Linked DNA regions of Homo sapiens: region 2 is linked to region 1. The links are chromatin contacts, found by Hi-C in ENCODE. All regions are on one chromosome and are shown on one strand. The core of a region is the stretch at or near the end of the contact, and the rest is flanking DNA. Distances in the headings are between cores, read along the strand shown. Region 1 holds the start of LINC02735 (long intergenic non-protein coding RNA 2735). Region 2 holds the start of OR5AK2 (olfactory receptor family 5 subfamily AK member 2).

Region 1 (4,330 bases), core at 645-3,144:
TAAATTGCTTTCTACCCAGATTGCAGGATTTGCATGGTAAACTCTCCAGCAGTAGAAATGGAAAGGACTTTGAGTCAAGGGAGGAACACAGAGCAGGCAGCACAAAGACACACATATCCAGAGATATCTCGGGGATATTTTGCAAGCCTTCTCCTGAGGGCTGTTGATGGACTTGAATCCATTAAAATTGCTGCTTCTCTAAAAGCTTGACTCACTGTCCTAGAAACAATGTATATCAGGGTGGACTACAACTAGGATTTGGATGACAGTTTAACAATTCAGGTCCTGACTTGAAAAACCACTATAGCACTCCAGCACGTCTTTTTTCCCACCACAAAAACAATAATGCTTGGAAGTTCATAAGCAAGTAAGCTGAGTTTTTGATTCAGCAATATAGTCAGGACTCATTAAATAAGGGTGGGAATTATCCCTATGCCAAGGAGCCAAATGCTACTTGAATGTAAACATGACTTGGGAACACAGAAGGTGAATCTCATGTACAACAGGATGCAGAACTGAGAAGCAAACCTCAAGGAGGGCCTTGCAAGTGTTAATGAGTGAATGCCATCCCCACCACAGCCAGCCTGAGTGCATGTTGGAGACCGCATGCCCCAGGTTTCCTCCCACACAGCACAGAAAGGAATGGTCAGAGTTACGCAGTGATTTACATTCACCCTCTGATCGGGAAGCCCAGAAAACATGGACTAAATCCCAATACAGTGGAGTTAGAGATAAATATCTAGGGCTGCTTTCCTCTTTATTTCATTTCCTGCTCATAGCAAAGAATCTGGTCATGGAGAGGGAAGCCTAATTCTAACAAATCTACTCTTAAACAAAACTATTTCGCAGCCCAGGGTTTTTGCAGGGACGATAATGTTTTCAGCCAGACTCTGCCCAGCAATTCCAGAATCATCAGGGATAAGCTCGCAATTCAATAAAAGGCTACAGAAGCAAACTAGGCATGGATGTCACTCCACAAGAATACACAAAGATTGATCATGGCAAGAGTGTGATGAACAAAAACAGTCCTCATATCTAGATTTACAGCCTTCTCTTCTCAGCTCCCCAGTCCAGGCAAAACATTTAGCCGTGGTCAATTTAATGCTATGCCTCCTTTTTCTGTCTCCAAAAAAGAAAGGTCAGAAGTGGGATGAACAGACCCTTGCAAGAAAATCGGAGTGGAAAATAAACCGCCCTCTCCGGGGAGCTGAAACCAGAAAATGTATGACAACTGAGCAGCTCATCAGATGGAGGGGAGAAATACCAAAAGACAAGAGAGATCAGGGAAGGTATGGGCAGAAATGAGAAGAAAAATTTTTCTAAAGTAGAAAAGTGAGTGGCTCCTGTAAGTTGCGAGTGCTAGAAAATAACAGAGGACAGGTGGAAAATAGGCACTTTGAATTTGCACTTAATAGGCTTTTGGTAAATGTAAAAAACAGTTTCTTCCTTTGAAAATGTTTTTAAAAAGCAAGATATTCACCAAAGACATATGAATGCCCATTAACAGATCAAAATGTGTTGAAACAAAATTGTGATTAAAAAGGCATCGTATTGACTCTACCAAAATGGCGAGTGGCAGCAGGGGACACACAGAGATGCTGCTGTCCCTGCAGTTCTCAATCCCAGTCCCAAGAGGTTCATTACGCTAACGGAACTTCTGTGCTGCGTGACTGCATGGCTAATTTGCAGCCGCTATCCCTCCAGCTAAAAAATGTCTAGACAGGGAGGCTCCTGACACAAATAGAGACATTAATGATTAACATGAAATTCATCTTTACATCAGTAGCAGGATAATGGAAGTTTATAGGAATAAAAGGCCCGTTGTCATTTGGCAGTTTGTGAGGATGAGCACATCATATTTTAAGGTTTAGGGTCTTTAGACACATACTCCCTTAGTATACTAAGGACCTGGAGGCAATCTTGCCAGACTTCCTCTGCAGGCATCTTTAATTTTCTTGTATCATAAATTTTTATCTTACATTCTATACAAGGGGGAATCACTGAGCTGATGAGTGAGCCTAACCATTTGCCCGTAAGTATGAGGCTTTGTTGTTTTATATTCAGTGTGAATATGATAACTCACATAACCTCTCTTATGAACCTCTCTTTTTCTCTTTTTGGGTGGGGGGGGGTGATTTTTTAAATGGCCTTGAAAAGAAAGCCAACTTCTGGTATTGGAGATGGAAGCAAAGAATAATAAAGAGTAAAAGTAATCGTTCTCAGATTGAAAACAAAAGATTTGCTGTAATGTAAAAATGGAAAATCAAATTTAGTAAAAGCTTATATCTACAAGTTGAATAAATTCAAATGCTGCTTACACAGAAATAGGAGAAAAATTTAATAGAACTATTTCAGGAGCATTGCCAACGCTGAAAAAGCTACTTGTCAAGTGAGAGATACAACAGTAGTGAAATCTGAAAAGGTGATTTACTTTTCATGCCAGGATTAGCACAGGAAAACAAATGGTTCTTAGTAGAAATGTACTTCAGGACAAAGTCAGAAACTTGGCAATACACATTCTTAAATTACACATAGTAAAATGTTCTAGTGAGCTTGTCTAATCCAAGTTTACTATTGAGTAGAAGTTTACCACTGAGTTGGTAAGAGAATTTTAAGGGCTGTTTTCCCTGCTTCATATAATCAAACAAAGAACATTGACTGACTTTCCTGATTTATCAGATATTTTTGTTTTTATGTTTTTCCTGAACTGAAAAGCCAAAGTGGCCCATTGCAGAGGAGGTTAGAAACCAAAATAAATGATCAACACAGACAGCATATATCTACAGTAGATGAAAGTGCTTTGGCACACAAATATCCCCAAGACAGATGAGCTTCTGGGTTAAAGCAGGTAAAAAGTGACTCATCTTCTTTAGGACAATGCTGAAGTCTTCATTTTAAGCTGGACTTGTTTCACCATTTAGGAAAACCCCCATGATGCCAAGAGAGAACAATAAGAACTTAGTGAGGGTATATTGACAGTATAAAAAAAGGAAAGAATAATAATGCCAGTATTTTTTCATGTATTAAAACATGTATCCCAGATAAAACATGTGTCCCAGAATTTAAAGTAAAATAAATAAATAAAATTAAATAAAAATGCTTCAACAATGCCACATGAAATAAATTTTAATAGTCTTCTTTATTTTAGTAACTTTATCCATTACTTTAGTCTTATATTTATAGAAATGTTAATGCCCAAAGAACCAACTGAAAAGTAGAGAACAGAAAGTTCTCAGAAAAAGAAATGTAACTGCAGCCCTAAACTTATGAAAAGATACTCATCCCTCTCATACAATGAAAATTAAGACTACACAGAAATAGCATTTCTCACCTATTTGGTAAAAATTCAAAAGCTTAATAATACACCAGCTTCTGGGGAAACTGTAGAGAAACAGGCACTCTCTCACATTGCTATAATGAATGTGCAGTATGTTTCAACTTCTAAGGAATGCAATTGTGTAATATCTATCAAAATTATAAATGCGAAATATCCATTGTTCTTTATCCATTGACAGATGAGTAGATAAAGAAAATGTGGTATATACGTACAACAGAATATTAGTCAGCCTTAAGAAAGAGAGAAATTCTGCCATTTGTGGCAACATGGTTATACATTAAGTAAAATAAGTCAGATACAGAAAAACACTGTATGATTTCACTTATATGTGGAATCTAAAATAGTCAAACTCATAGAAGCAGAGGGTAGAATGGTGGTTGCCAAGAGCTGGGGAGAGGGGAGAATGAGGAGTGATGGTTAAAGGGACAAAGTTTCAGTTATGCAGGAGAATTTAATACCTGAGATCCAACATATAGCATAGTGCCTATAGCAAGCAATACTGTATTGTATACTTTAAAATGCTAAGGGGGTAGATTTTACATTATGTTATTATTTTATCTTACCACAAAATAATAATAATAAAGAGAGCAGAAGGAAACTTTGGGAGGTGATGGATATAATTATGGCCTGGATGATTGCGATGGTTTCATTGATGTGTGCTTTTATTCCAAAACCTATTGAGATGAATACATTAAATATATACAACTTTCCATATGGCAATAATGCCTTGAGAAATGGTTTAAAAAATGCAAATGCATTTACATTTTGACTTGTATCTAGTAGTATCTTACTACTAGGACTTTATCTGATAGATATTCCTGCATATGTTCAAAATGACTTTTGTTAGTTATTCACTGCAGCATTGTTTAAAGGAGAAAAAATTAGAAAGCTCCCAAATGTGCATTCATAAGAGACTGGTAGACGGATTGCAATTAAAAATGAATGAAGAAGCTCTCTGCCTATTGATCTGGAAAGAAACCCAGGATATATTAA
Region 2 (4,189 bases), core at 323-2,822, 140 kb after region 1:
GACTCCATAAGAGTATATATTTATCTCACTGCTTTAGACTAGATATTAATAAATAATATGAGTCTACTAAAATTTATACAATTCTATTTCCTAATTTTGCTATTAGAAGGTTTTCATTAACTTATTTTCAATGCAAGTTACATAATATTATAGATAATATGCATATTACTGATACTATAAACAAGCGAATGAATATAAACTTCTAGATGAGTTCTGTGATCCCCATTGTACAGAGGAAGTAACTAGAGCCAAAGGGAGTTATAGGCTTTTTTCTACTAATGGATGAGACAAAAATTCAAAACCAGGGCTGCTTATTTCCTTTCCACTGCACAATATTGACTATGAATGAAGCCTGAGAAATCCAGCACTATTCATATATTAAGCATGTTTAAAATGCTTGGGAAAACTCCCATGATGTGAGTTTACCTATGTAACAAACCTTCACACGTACCCCTGAACATAAAATAAAAGTTTAAAAAAATGTTTGGGCAGTTGGCCATTTTCTTCGTAGCACTCATTTGATTAGAAAACACCTTCAGCATAGATGAAATAAAATATTTCATACTGAATCAACCAACCGCTAACTCGATATAAACATAGAAATGTATAAATTCTGCATGAAATTGGGGGTGGGGCTTGTACTACTTTTGTTAGCTCCTGAAAAGCATCCCCATAATTTCATATTATTTTATTTCAATCCAAATGATTGAAGTCAAATTGATATGATGAATGTCATTACTCTATCAAAATTCTAGCTTAAGTAGACCTCTGGCCTATTCTACCTTCTTCTAATAAAGGTTTATCCCAATAAAAGGAACACTCCTTGAAAGAACTGTATTTCTTTCATTTTACAGTAAATTTACCCTAGGAAGAAACTTATACGAACTTACTATACTTCAGTCCTTGTTAGATGTTAAAATGAAGAGAATTGTTTCTTGTTCCTCAACTACAGAATTGAAAAAAAAAAGTAATAGAAAATGTAAGGCTATTTCTCAGGCATCCATTACATAATGAGGTTATTTTGCTTGTAAAGAATATCACATAGATGAGAGATGCAGTCTAGGGATACTAATACAAAGACACGTTGAAGCCTTCAAACATATGTGAACCATGAACACATTTCAAAAAAATTCTCTCTAATTCTATTAATTTCCAAAGCTGGAACCAAAATTAAAATGGTAAGTGGCTGTGAACAATTATAAGTTTCTAAAAAAGTAAAAAATTACATTTTAGCATTACTTTAAAAATATGGATAGCTGTTTAATACAGAGGAAAATTGTCAATCTATGTTTCTAAGAACTATACACATTAGGAGTTAGGATACTTCTAAGACAATCTCCTTCGATTTTGAAGATGAATCCATTTCATCTTACATCAAGTAAATCACTCTTTACTTGATGATTATAAATACATTTCTTAAATTTGAAAATGAATAACACTATTGTATTTGTCATAAAAATACAAATAGAAAAAAGTGACTTGAAATATAGAGCCATTTCATTGCAAGAAATCTCAAAGATTTCCCTTCTTTTCTGGGTCCTTCTCTTGGTCATTTCTAGACTTTTACTAGCCATGACACTAGGAAACAGCACTGAAGTCACTGAATTCTATCTTCTGGGATTTGGTGCCCAGCATGAGTTTTGGTGTATCCTCTTCATTGTATTCCTTCTCATCTATGTGACCTCCATAATGGGTAATAGTGGAATAATCTTACTCATCAACACAGATTCCAGATTTCAAACACTCACGTACTTTTTTCTACAACATTTGGCTTTTGTTGATATCTGTTACACTTCTGCTATCACTCCCAAGATGCTCCAAAGCTTCACAGAAGAAAAGAATTTGATGTTATTTCAGGGCTGTGTGATACAATTCTTAGTTTATGCAACATTTGCAACCAGTGACTGTTATCTCCTGGCTATGATGGCAGTGGATCCTTATGTTGCCATCTGTAAGCCCCTTCACTATACTGTAATCATGTCCCGAACAGTCTGCATCCGTTTGGTAGCTGGTTCATACATCATGGGCTCAATAAATGCCTCTGTACAAACAGGTTTTACATGTTCACTGTCCTTCTGCAAGTCCAATAGCATCAATCACTTTTTCTGTGATGTTCCCCCTATTCTTGCTCTTTCATGCTCCAATGTTGACATCAACATCATGCTACTTGTTGTCTTTGTGGGATCTAACTTGATATTCACTGGGTTGGTCGTCATCTTTTCCTACATCTACATCATGGCCACCATCCTGAAAATGTCTTCTAGTGCAGGAAGGAAAAAATCCTTCTCAACATGTGCTTCCCACCTGACCGCAGTCACCATTTTCTATGGGACACTCTCTTACATGTATTTGCAGTCTCATTCTAATAATTCCCAGGAAAATATGAAAGTGGCCTTTATATTTTATGGCACAGTTATTCCCATGTTAAATCCTTTAATCTATAGCTTGAGAAATAAGGAAGTAAAAGAAGCTTTAAAAGTGATAGGGAAAAAGTTATTTTAAATCAGCCCCAGTTGTTAACATTCAACTCAACAAATCATCCAACATAGCTGTTCTGCTAAAATTTAATTTTTCCACAATAAGGAATATGTAGAAAGATGTCAAATTAATAATCTAACATCACCTCTAGAGGAATTTAAAATACAAAAGCCAACAAATCCCAAACCTAGCAGAAGAAAAAAATAACTAAAATCAGAACAGAACTGAACAAAATTGAGACCCAAAATTTATGCAAAAATTTAATGAAACCAAAATTTGGTTTCTTGGAAGAATAAATAAGATTGGTAGGCTGCTAGCCAGATTCACAAAGAGAAAAGAGGGAATATCTAAATAAGCACAACCAGAAAGAACAAAGGTGACATTACAACCAATCCCACAGAAATACAAAAAAATACTCAGAGACTATTATGAACACTTCCATGCAAATAAGCTAGAAAATATAGAGAAAAATGGATGAATTCCTGGGAACATACAGCCTCTCAGGATTTTATCAGAAAGACACTGAAACCCTGAGCCAATCAATACCAAGTTTTGAAATTGAATCTCTACTAAAAAAAACCTACCAACCAAAAAAAAAAATCCCAGACCAAAAGAATTTGCTGTCAAATTCTATCAGATGTAAAAAGAAGAGCTGGGGCCAATTCTAGTGAAACTATTTGGAAAAATTGAGGAACAGGGACTCTTCTGTAACTCATTCTATGAAACTAGTATCAGCCTGATACAAAAACCTGACAAAGACACAATGAAAAAAGAAAACTGCAAGCCAGTATTCCTGATAAACATAGATGCAAAACCATCAATGAAATACTAGCAAACCAAATTCAACAGCACATCAAAAGTTAATTCACCATGATCAAGTAGGCTTCATTCTTGGATGCAAGATTGGTTGAAAATGTGCAAATCACAAAATGTTATTCACTACCTAAACAGCATTTAAAACAAAAACCATATGATCTCAGTAGATGCAGAAAAAGCCTTCAATAAAATGTTACCTTCTTTTATAATAAAAATTCTCAACAAAATAGGGATCAAAGCAACATACCTCAAAATAAATGCCAGCTATGCAAAATTCACAGCCAACATCATGAATGGGCAAAAACTGAAAGCATTCCCCTTTGAGAACTGGAACAAGACAAGGATGCCCATTCTCACCACTGCTCTTCAAGATAGTTCTAAAAGTCGTAAGCAAACCAACGAGGTAAGAGAAAGAACCAAAAGGCACCCAAATAGGAAAAGAAGAAGTCAAACTATCTCTTTTTGTGGACTATATGATTCTATATCTAGATAACTCTAAAAACTCTGCCAAAAGGCTCCTGGAGCTGATAAATGAATTTACTAAATTTTTAGGTAACAAAATCAAAGTACAAAAGTTAGTAGCACTTCTAAACCCCAATAATATTAAGCTGAGAGCCAAATCACAAATGCAATCCAATTTACAATAGCTACCAAAAATAATAAAAATATTAGGAAAACATCAGACCAATAAAATAAAATATCTCTACAGAGAGAATTATAAAATACTGTGCAAAGAAATCAGAGAGGACAAAAATAAATGGGAAAACAGTCCATACTCATGGATTAGAATAATCAATATCATTAAAATGGCGAAACTGCCCCCAAGCAATCTACAAATTCAATGCTGTTCCTATCAACCATCAATGCCATTTTTCACAGAATTAGAAAAACTATT

The links. Hi-C counts contacts between places; a loop is a spot of excess contacts on that map. Pooled maps may share reads with other maps.
Region 2: a map of GM12878 shows a loop between it and region 1 (2.0-fold over the local background). The contact joins the promoter of OR5AK2 here to the promoter of LINC02735 in region 1. A Hi-C loop is called at or near these places in 3 of 168 maps with a recorded cell type or tissue (Calu3, GM12878 and mammary epithelial cell) and 4 of 50 pooled maps.

Annotation. Positions count from the first base shown.
Region 1 is chr11:56,846,584-56,850,913 of GRCh38, forward strand. LINC02735 (long intergenic non-protein coding RNA 2735) reads left to right here and starts at 1,895. Exons shown (of 3, transcript NR_110137.1): 1 at 1,895-2,032.
Region 2 is chr11:56,987,342-56,991,530 of GRCh38, forward strand. It overlaps OR5AK2 (olfactory receptor family 5 subfamily AK member 2), which reads left to right and starts at 1,573. Exons shown (of 1, transcript NM_001005323.1): 1 at 1,573-2,502. The coding sequence starts at 1,573. The coding sequence ends at 2,502.